Linked DNA regions of Homo sapiens: region 2 is linked to region 1. The links are chromatin contacts, found by Hi-C or POLR2A ChIA-PET in ENCODE. All regions are on one chromosome and are shown on one strand. Each heading gives the region's core, a stretch centred on a gene start or an enhancer-like site at or near the end of the contact. The rest is flanking DNA. Distances are from core to core; before and after follow the strand shown.

Region 1 (5,890 bases), core at 1,146-3,645:
AGAGGAGTGACACAAGCACCCCTGTGGCCACCACTGCTGGAACTGTGCTGTGTCAAACCTGAAGCCAGCACAGTAGTGGGTCTTGCCCAAGGCCCATGGTGACTATTGCCTGGTTATTGCTGATGTTTATTCAAAGCCCAAAGGCTCTTTAGTCAGCAGGTGGTGAATCCAGCCAGGCTTGTGTCTTACCCTTTGGGGTGGCAGGTTCCCTTCTGGCCCAGGGTGGGTTTAGAAATGCTGTCCAGGAGCTAGGGCATGGAGTCCGGGCTTTAGAAACCTACTTGGTGCTTTATTTTACTGTGGCTGAGCTGGTACCCAAGTTGCAAGACCAACTCCTTTTTAACTCTTTCCTCTCTTTTCCTTAAGCAGAAGGAGTCTCTCCCTGTGGCAACCATTACTGGGAAGGCACTGGGTCACACCTGAAGGCAGCACAGTACTGGGCCTCACCCAGTACTGTGGCTATTACAAATGTTTATTCAAGGCCCAACAGCTCTTTAGTCAGCAGGTGATGAATCCTGCCAGGACTGGGTCCTTTCCTTCAAAGCAGCGGGTTCCCTTCTGGCCCATGGTAGCTCTAGAAATATCTGGGAGATAGAGCCTGGCAAGGGGGCTTCGGGACTCTGCGTGGTGTTTTATTCTACTGTGGCTGGGATGGTATCCAAGCTGTAAGACAAAGTCCTCTTTACTTTCCCCTCTCCTTTCCTCTAAGGGAAAGGAGTCTCTCCTGGAGCCGTGAGCTGTGCTGCCTGGGGTTGGGGGACTGGTGACATAAACACTCCTTTGGCTCCCCAACTGGTATCTCACTAGGCTGTGTGCACCCCAAGTCCACGGGCTCTGAGCTCAGCACAGCACCAGGACTTGCCCAGGAATTGCAGTCTTTGTGGCCTAGACTGCCTTTCGAATTTATTTAGGACCCTGAAGCACTTTAGCCAGTGGTGGTGGGGCTCGCCAGAACCTGACCACTGGGATGGATGATTCCCCTCTGGCTAGGGTTTCTCTAAGTGCTTCCTCTGTGGGCACTAGCTGAATTCTGCCCTGAGTTGCTTTCCACTGTGACAGGGCAAAACTCAGTTCCAATGCAAAGTCCCATAAGCACACAGATTCTCTCTCTATGCCAGGCAGCCAGGTGCTGCCAGAGGATGAGGGAGGGGTGGTGGTAGCAATTCAAGACTGTCTTTCCTACCCTCTTCATTGCCTTGTTCCTTTTTTTTTCTTCTTTTATGAGATAGAGTCTCACTCTGTCACCCAGGCTAGAGTGCAATGGCATGATCTCAGCTCACTACAACCTCCACCTCCCGGGTTCAAACAATTCTCCTGCCTTAGCCTCCGGAGTAGCTGGGACTACAGGTGTGCACTGCCATACTCGGCTGATTTTTGTATTTTTAGTAGAGACAGGGTTTCACTATGTTGGCCAGCTAGGTCTCAAACTCCTGACCTCAGGTGGTCTGCCCGCCTCAGCCTCCCAAAGCACTGGGATTACAGGTGTGAGCCACCGCACCCAGCCATTGCCTTATATCTTGATGTGACGTTACAACCAGCTACTGTGATTGCTACCTGAGTTTTGGTTCTCATGAAGGTGCTTTCTTGTGTGGATAGTTGTTCAGTTTGGTGTTCCTGCCAGGGAAGAGGAGGAGGAGGATCACTGGAGGGTTCTATTTGGCTATCTTGCCCCACCTCCTAGAAGAGTCTTGAATGTGCTGTTCCTTTTACCGTTAATCTCCACAGCTCCTGCATGGTCTCAGATGTAGCCTGGACAGGAGGCCAGGTAAAATAAAGTTCAATAAACGTTATGAGAGAAGGATAAGCCAGGTGGGCTCCCAAAAAAGAGCCAGCTGAAGGGGAATGTCCAGTCGCAAGGACCACAGTGAGAAGGATGTGGACACAGGGCAAACTCTGGAGAAGGGCCTAGAAACCAGGTCTCTTGGGTGAAACAGGAAAGGGCAGTTTGAAGAAAGGCATCATCCCCAAATCTGATAAACCAATACATTCTACTTTTTAAAGCGTATTGGTTTATCTTTATTTGGCAGTCTTGGAACTCTTCCTTTTGTAGCTTTTCCCCTGGGCAGAGGGAGCTGACGTGATCTGAGAAGTTCCAGGGCAGGCAGAGTAGTGAAGAGCCTGGAAAGAACTGAGGGTCAGGAACTGTCCTGTTCGCTTAAAGCAGGCACAAAATTGGCGTTCAGTAACTGTCTGTGGCACCACCGAATCCTGGAGTCAGGCTTCCGCTGGCCTGAGCACAGGTTGCTCGCGGACCTGGCTGACCTCCACTGGCCCCAGATCCCCAGATGCGAAAAGCCCAGTGGGCCAGGCGAGCAGCGGCGCGCAGAAGTCCCTGCCCCGCGGCCCGGCCCCGGCCCCGCCCTACTGAGGGTGCGCAGACGGCACCCGCCTTTTACGACGCGCCGGAAAGCAACGGCAAGGGCCGCAGCCAGCACCGGGCGGAGAGGGCTACCATGGGGGTGAGGGGAGGCCGCCCGCCGCGGGGACACGGAGGGGAGGTGGCGAGGGTCTGGGAGGCAACAGCTCGCGCCAGGAGGAGATGAAGCGAGTGGGTGCGCGCTGAAGGAGCAGGAGGCAGAAGGAGTGTCTCCCTGTGGCACCCACGGCTGGGAATGCGGGAGGGTCGGGCAGGCGTGGGGCTGCGCAGGCACGGCTGACGCAGTCGCTCTGGCCCTCCCCCTCAGAAAATCGCGCTGCAACTCAAAGCCACGCTGGAGAACATCACCAACCTCCGGCCCGTGGGCGAGGACTTCCGGTGGTACCTGAAGGTGCGGCCGGGGCGGGGCCCGGGGAGAGGAGGCCCGTCCTGATCTCAGTGCTGAACCGGAGCCTTCTCTCCGGCAGTATGAGAAAATATTTAACCAGGCACATTAAGTGTTCGGGGTTTTCCTAGTTAGAATTTTACGTTTGCTTTCTATTAAAGTGTATTGGTTTATCTCTAATTGGCAGTCTTGGAAAGCTTCATTTTGTAGTTCTTCCCTGTGTTAAATATTTCGTGGTCTGTAAATGGACACTAAACGAAATGCTACTTGAAGGGACGCTTGTGATTATTTAATAAGGTGAATAGTTCGCCTTTCGTTTATTGATTTGGTTTTCTTTATTGTGAAATAGTTTAATTTTGTGCGTAATCCACCCTTCCTTAGCCCTCCCACACTGGTAAAGCTGGTACCCTAGTGGCATGGTCTACAGAGGCCTCCCCTTCCCCAGCAGTTCGAGGCTCTTCACTCTTCCAGATCCCAGAGCTTCTGCTCTGTTTTACTCCTGGTCAAAAATCCCAGCATCCTTCTGTACCTCTCAAAAGCCCTGTTTTTCGGGAAGCTGCCTCCGGACTACTTTTGTTTCCCAGGATTTTGAAGCCTGAATACCAGGGCTTACTTGGGAGAATCTGTTCTTTGGCTTGAAGAAGCGGAATCGAGTGAAGGAGACAGAAAAATAGAGTAACAATAGAGTGATAAGTGCTTATACCAGTGACATACAGGGCCTGTGGGAACATAAAGCTAACCAAGCAGAGTGGGTCGGGGGCCTGCTGAGGCCATTTCTCTTTTTTTTTCTTAATTGACACAGAATTGTACATATTTATGGGGTATATAGTGATGTTCCGATAAATGTAATGTATTGTGATCAGATCAAGGTAGTTAGCATATTCACCTCAAACGTGTATCATTTCTTTGTGTTGGGAGCATTTAATATCCTAGCTATTTGAAACTATATATTATTGTCAGCTATAGTCATCCTACAGTGCTATAGAACACTAGAACTTATTCCTCCCATATAGCTGTAATTTTGTATCTTCTAACAAATCTCTCCATATTCCCCCCCCTCACCTCCGCTGAAACCATTTCTGCACCACAGGTGCCTTGAATCCCCGGCCACACTGAGCACTTCATAGAGGAGGGTGGGCACGCCGGCATAGGAAACAGCCTTACCTATCCTTTGCCCAGAGATAGTTCTAGTTTTGTCCTTGTTGGGGCAGGTGTTAGGGATGAAGTGAGATTGCCATCAAGAAGGTAGATCATGAGCCTGCCCACCTCCCACTGTTCTTACCCTTTCCTTGGTGTCTGTGCAGCAGAGCCAGCTGCTTTACTAACATTCTTTTTCCCCAAAGATGAAATGTGGCAACTGTGGTGAGATTTCGGACAAGTGGCAGTACATCCGGCTGATGGTAACTGTTCCCCGCCCAACCCCCAACATAAACACTCACAAACACACATACACTTCTGGGCAGGGATTTGGGGAAACTGGCCTTCATCTCTCCAGTTCTTTGCTCCCTGCTTTTTGTGGTTTGGGAGGGTAGGTGTCAGTGTGATCAGCACTGGATTCAATAGGCATCTTTGAGGTATGAGGCAGAGTTCAAAATCAAGGGGAAGCCCTTTTTTTATTTTCCTCAGGAAGCCTTCCCAGGAGTCTTGTCCTAGTAAGTTACCCTTTCTGGGTCTTGGTCTCTTTAAGTGGACAATAAATGGTGGGCTCGATCTCCTCAGGACTGTACATCTAATTCATATGTGACTGAAAGTTCTGTTTGCTTTTTGCCAGGACAGTGTGGCACTGAAGGGGGGCCGTGGCAGTGCTTCCATGGTCCAGAAGTGCAAGCTGTGTGCAAGAGAAAATTCCATCGGTAGGTCAGGCTGTGCGTACTGAGTTCTGCCAGGGTGGCCCACAGCTTCCTGGCACCAGGCTGAAAGTAGACTCATGTTACCTGAGGGTGGAGTCAGGCCTAAGATGCCGACACCTGTACAGCGTGATCTTTTTCAGGGCCACATGTGGGCACCTGGCTGGGGCGAGGGTATGGACTCAAGTCAACTTTGTGTTCTCTTTTCTATTTCAGAGATTTTAAGCAGCACCATCAAGCCTTACAATGTAAGTTTGCTGCTGTAGTGGCAGGGATGGTGGGCTTAAATCCTAACTGGAGTTAGTAGGTCTGGGTTCTAGAGTCATGCCTGCATCAGAGTGACCTGCCATAGGACATTCACTCATGAACTTAGTTCTTCTTTGACTCAGTCATTTATCCACTGTACACTGAGTGCTTGGTATATTGCCTCTTGCAGTGCCTTCTTATGAGGGCTGGGCTGTGAGAGCTCAGGGGACCTCTGACACAACCTAGCTGTTCAGTTTGCATCACTGAGAGCACTTGCCTTGTCTTCATTTTAGGGGACTAGCAAGCTTTCTCTGAAACCATGGGTGGGGTAGTCGTTTGGTGCATCCCATCCTTTATATCATCAGTGTTAACAAGTTAGCCCAAAGGTGAGGGAGGGTGTGCTTTGGATCTGTTTGTTTAAAGAAAGCCAGTTATATGTATTCACCTATTCCTTATTTGGTATTTATTTAAAGTATCTTGAGTTGTGCCAAATTCTTGGCTTTGTCCTGAAGTTAAAGAGAAATTAAATGAGGACTCGCCTTCACGTACATAATAATCTAGTGGAAAATACAAAAAACAAGAATCGAACTAGGGCCCTAACAGAGAAGTGCCTTACCAGTGCCAGAGATGTGGTCAGTGTGCAGGAAATTACTTTACAGTGAATGACAGGATGAGACTGAATGTAGGGCATGGCACTTGTGGTCCCTAAGCCCATAGGTCAGGTAGGCATGAATTTCCTGGCCACCTGCCCCCCAAGAGGTGCCCCCTCCACATACATAACCATTTCAAAGGCTATAAGACAGCCCTCTGCCCTTACTGCATGGCAGATGGTCAGCAAAAGGCTATGGTTAAGTGTACTGGGTCTGTTTGGATGATCTAGAGACTTTGGAGCTTAACATTCTTGTTCATATTTTTGGTGTTGATAATTTTATTTACTATTTATTGAGCACTGTGCTGGGCACTTTATATGCATTTCAAAATCTGACAGTAAAATTGTAGAGGTTTCCTCGGCTCTATTTGACAGTTTAGGAATCT
Region 2 (5,890 bases), core at 1,616-4,115, 520 kb after region 1:
AATTGCTTGAAACCGTAAGGCGGAGGTTGCGGTGAGCCAAAATCACGCCACTGCACTCTAGCCTGGATGAAAGAGCAAAACAAAAAAAAGTGACCTCTTACTTGGTTGAGCCTCTCATCACCAACTAACTCTCTTGTGCCCTCTACCGCTCAGGTGATCTCATTTCAATGCAGTTCAACTCAGAAAATAAAGGGAAACATTCCCAGATTTTAGTAATCGACATCACCCTGCTCTATTCTATCATCAAGCCCTATTCTATTCTTGGCCCTGTGACCAGCATACAGGACACAGAGGTCACAGTCTGGTGGGGAACACAGACTTTCATGCCATTATTGGCATGACAAGAAACATTCCTGGAACAGGAATGACTTTGAGCCAGGCGCTCTGCCAAGCACATTGCATACATGAACTTGTAGTCCTTCTGACAGCCATTACAAATGGATCTGCATTTACAGAAGAGGATTCAGACTCACAAACATGATTGGTTTAAGGTTACAATTTAATAAACATGGAACATGGATTCTGAACTAAGATCTGTCCCCACTCCAAAGCCAGTTCTTTCTTTCCTACTACACTATACCAGAATAAACCAAGTGGTGTGGAACACCAAAATGGGAGCATCTAAATCTAATTTGAATGTGTGTAATTGTTGTGTCTGGGAAGACTTTACATAGGAGAGTATTTCCGATTTGTGTCAAAAAGGGTGGTCCAGGCATCAAGAGCAGAGGTAAACAGGGACACAAACTTGGGATCTATTCAGAGAACAGAAGGTTGGTGGGATGTGGGGGAAGAGAGGCAGAAAATAAGGCTAGAATCAGATTGCACAGGGTCTTGAAGGCCATCCTAAAGAAGATGACCTCAAACCAAAGTTCAAGGATTCCCATCCTGGGCCATGTGTACTGAGGAGTCCCCTAAGGTGATCAGGGTATAAGAAACCACAGGTAAATGTGGTATATTGCCTGGAATGTCAATTTTACTCAAAGGCTTGGGGGAGAAAAGGCAATCTTCTGTTATCCTATGAAAGATGTATTATGGGGAAATGAATGTAAAATCCTATGAATTTAAAAAATAAAACTGGGATTTCAGACATTATTGGCTGCCTTCCAATAAATAAGTGGTTGGAAATAGTCCATTCTTTGCTGCCATTGGGGATAGCTTAATAATGGAGCCATTTGGAAAGCATTGTTATAGGCGATGGGAAGCCATGGATTTAGCTCCATTGAGAATTCAAAAGTAGGGCTGGATGGAATTCAAAGATGAATGGGAAGTCAGCCGGGTGTGGTGGCTCACGCCTGTAATCCCAGCACTTTGGGAGGCCGAGGCCAGCGGACCACCTGAGGTCAGGAGTTCAAGACCAGCCTGGCCAATATAGTGAAACCCTGTCTCTACTAAAAATACAAAAAAAATTAGCCGGGCGTGGTGGTGGGCACCTGTAAGCCCAGCTACTCGGGAGGCTGAGGCAAGAGAATCGCTTGAACCTGGGAGGCGGAGGTTGCAGTAAGCTGAGACCGCGCTATTGCACTTCAGCCTGGGCAACAAGAACGAAACTCCGTCTCAAAAAAAAAAAAAAAAAAGACGAATAGGAAGTGGCTGTCTTAGGAGAACTTTCCATCTAAGCTTTATGGAACTGATGATTCTTAGCAGGAACAGGAGCAGGAAAACAAAGCAAAATGTAGGTAAATTTCCTCTCCTCCTCCCCATCTCCTTGACATGTTCCTTTTCTACCTCATTCATTCTTTTTCGCTCTTGTCGCCCAGGCTGGAATGCAATGGCACAATTTCGGCTCACTGCAACCTCCACCTCCCAGGTTAAAGCAATTCTCCTGCCTGAGCCTCCCAAAGAGCTAGGATTACAGGTGTGCTCCCTGTAATTTTGTATTTTTAGTAGAGACCCCTGCTAATTTTGTATTGTTAGTAGAGACAGAGTTTCACCAGGTTGGCCAGGCTGGTCTCGAACTCTTGACCTCAGGTGATCCACCCACCTCGGCCTCCCAAAGTGCTGGGATTACAGGCGTGAACCACCGCGCCCGGCCTCATTCATTCTTTTATTTTTTTAAAAAAAATTATTATTGCATACCAACTCCCTCACTTACTGTGTGACCTTGGACAAACTACTTAATTTCTCTGTACTTTAGTTTTCTTATCTGTAGAATGGGGATAATAATAATACCTACCCACAGTGTCACTGTGAGTGTTTTTACAGTGACATGATATATAATGAGAATTAAATGAGTTAATTCATATAAAGCATTTAGAGCCTGGAACAAAGTTCAGCACTGTTTGAGTACTAGGTGTTATAACAGTGACGTTGCTACACCCTTCACTGCTACTGTGTGCCAGTCAACATCTCCCATAGCCATTCATTGCTTAGGTAATTCATGTTGGTGGCCAAGACAGGTCTGGGAAGAAGACAGATGAATCAGACTGCTCACTGCACTTTGTCCAGCTACACCTGGCACATATAGAAGCTCCTCTAAATGCTTGCTGAATGGATAAGCGAATGTCTTCCTATTGAACTCCAAGTTCTTTGAAGGCAGGGACCATATTCCTAGCTGTCATATCCCTAGAACAATGCACTGGTGAGGCACACAGTAGGCGCTTAGGGATTATACATAGATAAATGACTGCAGGTGGAAAATCACTAAGGCTACAAAGCGAGCATAGGTAAGGTGCTGCAGAGAGACAGCCCCCAGTTTCAGGAAGGCGGTAGCCCTGGAAGCGTGGCTGCCAGCGCCCTTAACGGCGCGATGGCTGCTGGGAAGCACAGGCTCGCTTGGCTCGCCCCGGGATCCCGGGAGAGCGCCGCGGTTGGCGTCGGCGTCAGCCCCACGCCCCGCCCCGCCCCCTCCGCCGGCTCACGTGACCGTCTTTGGGCCGGCGCGAACCATGGCCGGCATGGTGGACTTCCAGGATGAGGAGCAGGTCAAGTCCTTTTTGGAGAACATGGAGGTGGAGTGCAACTACCACTGCTACCACGAGAAGGACCCGGACGGTGAGCGGCTCCAGCGCAGCCCGGCGACGCGTCGGGGAGGGACGTGCCCGGAGAGGTCTGGTCTGCGACCTCTGAGAGGCTGGAGAAGGAATCACGTGGCGGGCGGGGGACGGGGTCTGTGGATCGCGGTGACCGCGTGTGTTGGGAAGGGCGATGTGTCCCGGGAAGACCGAGCCAGGAGGCCGGGGCGGGTAGGAAGAGACGTGCTGGGGCTTTTGGGTTAGGGACTGGGGATCCATCGGTGAACAGATGAAACTCCCTGCCCTCGTGGAGCTTCCAAGCTAGTGCGGGGAGTCGGGCAATAAGCCTCAGGTAATTCATGAAATCGTGTTCGAAAGTAGTAAGTACCGGCCGGGAGCCGTGGCTCACGCCTATAATCCCAGCACTTTGGGAGGCTGAGGCGGGTGGATCACGAGGTCAGGAGATCGAAACCATCCTGGCTAACACGGTGAAACCCTGTCTCTACTAAAAATACAAAAAATTAGCCGGGCGTGGTGGCAGGCGCCTGTATTCCCAGCTACTCGGGAGGCTGAGGCAGGAGAGTGGTGTGAACCCGGGAGGCGGAGCTTGCAGTGAGCAGAGATCGCGCCACTGCACTCCAGCCTGGGCGACAGAGCGAGACTCCGTCTCAAAAAAAATAAATAAAAAGAAAGTAGTAAGTGCCGTGGAAAAAAGACTGGGTGAAGGGTGTCAGGAGGGCAGGAGGGCAGTTTTAAATTGAGTGATCAGGGAAGATCACTGAGAAAGTGGCAATTGAATAAAGCCTTGAAGAAGGTAAGGGAGTGAACCATGCAGTTCTTACCATAGGTAACAGCTGGCGAAGACGCCCTGAATCACAAATGTGTCCTGTGTGTTGTGTGAACATTGAATTGACTTAAGAGTATAGGTGGATGGTGGTGACCAGAGGGGTCCACCCAGAGCAGCTAATACCTTTGGGTGGTTTTCTTCTTCTTGCTTTATTTTTATTTTTTGTATTTTCTTTCTTTTTTGAGATAGTATGTCACTACGTTGTCCAGGCTGGTCGCAACTCCTGGGCTCAAGTGATCCTCCCGCCTTTGATTACAGGCATGAACCACTGCACACTGCCTACTTTTTAATTTTTTTGTTTTTTTGAGACTGAGTCTCACTCTGTCACCCAGGCTGGAGTACAATGGCTCGATCTCAGCTCACTGCAACCTTTGCCTCCTGGGTTAAAGCAATTCTCCTGCCTCAGCCTCCCGAGTAGCTGGGATTACAGGCACCCACCACCAGGCCTGGCTAATTTTTGTATTTTCGTAGAGACAGGGTTTCACCATGTTGGCCAGGCTGGTCTCGAACTCCTGACCTCAAGCAATCCATCTGCCTTGGCCTCCCAAAGTGCTGGGATTACAGGTGTGAGCCACCGTGCCCAGCCTTTTTTTTTTTTTTCTTTCAAATAAAGGACTGGTGTGGTGGCACAAGCCTGTAATCCTAGCTCTTTGGGAGGCTGAGGTGAGGTGGGAGGATCACTTGAGGCCAGGAGTTCAAGACCAGCCTGGGCAATATGATGAAACCCTGTCACTACTAAAAAAAAAAAGAAAAGAAAAAAAGTGGCACTGGCCCTACCTTCTAATAGCTTGCAGTTTAGTCAGTTTAGTTTGCAGAAATGACATAGCTATTCCTTGAGGCTAATCCGTAACATAGACCATAACACAACCATATACATATCATAACATAGTCATGACACAGAGTTGCTCTGCAGTATGATGGCTTGAAAAGAACCTGGGGTTGGGCCGGGCACAGTGGCTCACGCCTGTAATCCCAGCACTTTGGGAGGCTGAGGTGGGCAGATCACCTGAGGACAGGAGTTCAAGACCAGCCTGACCAATATGATTAAACTGTCTCTACTAAAAATACAAAAATTAGCCGGACGTGGTGGCATGCGCCTGTAATCCCAGCTACTCGGGAGGCTGAGACAGGAGAATGGCTTGAACCTGGGAGGCGGAGGTTGCAGTGAGCTGAGATCGCGCCATCACACTCCAGCCTGGGCAACAAGAGTGAAACAACGTCTCAAAAAAAAGAACCTGGGGTTGTTCTTTGAGAGCTGGTCCATGTCCTAAGTATAGAAAGAACTTAGAGGAATTGGGGTCACTAAGGAACAGGGTGGTTAGGGAAGACTTTGAGGGGAGGTCTGGAGGGCTGGGCAAGTGTTGATTAAATGGAGGAGAGGGTGGGAGAAGAAAGTGCTATCTTTTGGAAGGTTGAAGTCAGGATTTAGTACGTTTGAAGCGGGAGTCTGGCCCACAGTATGTCAGGGCTTGAATGCCAGGGTAAGGAATATAGACTTTGCTCTGTAGGCAATGGAGAGCAAAACATGTCTGAGAAGCAAGTTCTTGGAATTGGGAAGGGTGGATATATCAAAAGGACTGGCTGCAGCACTTTACGAGACCTGAGAAGAGGCTATAGTTACCGTAGCGACTGGTGTAGTAGTTCCTTGCATGTCCCACTTTCTTACCTGGATAACTGAAGTCGCCTTCTAACCTGTCCCTCTCTTTGCACTTTACTCCCTTAAAATCCATTTCTACTCGCAGATAAACTGATATTTTAATTTCAATTTTGTTATGTTAAATATTAGATTTTAAAATAACCTATTTGTTATCAATGCCCAATTATATACCCTCACATAATTAAATTCCTCCATACTCAGGCATATATGAACATATATACCAGAGTAACGTTTTTGTTGGGGGGTGGGGTTGTTTGTTTGGTTTTGGTGGCTTTTTGGTTGTTTGTTTTCTGAGACAGGGTATTACTCTGTCGCCCAGGCTGGAGTGCAGTGGTGCAATCTCAGCTCACTGCAACCTCTGCCTCCCAGGTTCAAGTACTTCTCCTGCCCCAGCCTCCCAGGTAGCTGGGATTACAGGCGTGTTCCACCACGCCT

What was found. Hi-C counts contacts between places; a loop is a spot of excess contacts on that map. ChIA-PET counts read pairs that join two places held with the same protein, here RNA polymerase II (POLR2A). Pooled maps may share reads with other maps.
Region 2: a pooled map shows a loop between it and region 1 (5-fold over the local background). The contact joins the promoter of COA7 here to the promoter of CZIB in region 1. A Hi-C loop is called at or near these places in 1 of 168 maps with a recorded cell type or tissue (PC-9), 1 of 37 single-sample maps with no recorded cell type and 11 of 50 pooled maps. POLR2A ChIA-PET finds 5 or more read pairs at or near these places in 5 of 52 experiments (AG04449, B cell, H1 and 2 more).

Annotation. Positions count from the first base shown.
Region 1 is chr1:53,217,139-53,223,028 of GRCh38, reverse strand. It overlaps CZIB (CXXC motif containing zinc binding protein), which reads left to right and starts at 2,395. Exons shown (of 8, transcript NM_017887.3): 1 at 2,395-2,459; 2 at 2,685-2,768; 3 at 4,106-4,162; 4 at 4,534-4,615; 5 at 4,826-4,857. The coding sequence starts at 2,454. It overlaps CZIB-DT (CZIB divergent transcript), which reads right to left and starts at 2,669. Exons shown (of 1, transcript NR_185918.1): 1 at 1-2,669. RefSeq lists silencers at 2,064-2,123, 2,254-2,623 and an enhancer at 2,493-2,994.
Region 2 is chr1:52,695,322-52,701,211 of GRCh38, reverse strand. It overlaps COA7 (cytochrome c oxidase assembly factor 7), which reads left to right and starts at 2,865. Exons shown (of 3, transcript NM_023077.3): 1 at 2,865-2,991. The coding sequence starts at 2,886. RefSeq lists an enhancer at 2,636-2,695 and a silencer at 2,746-2,885.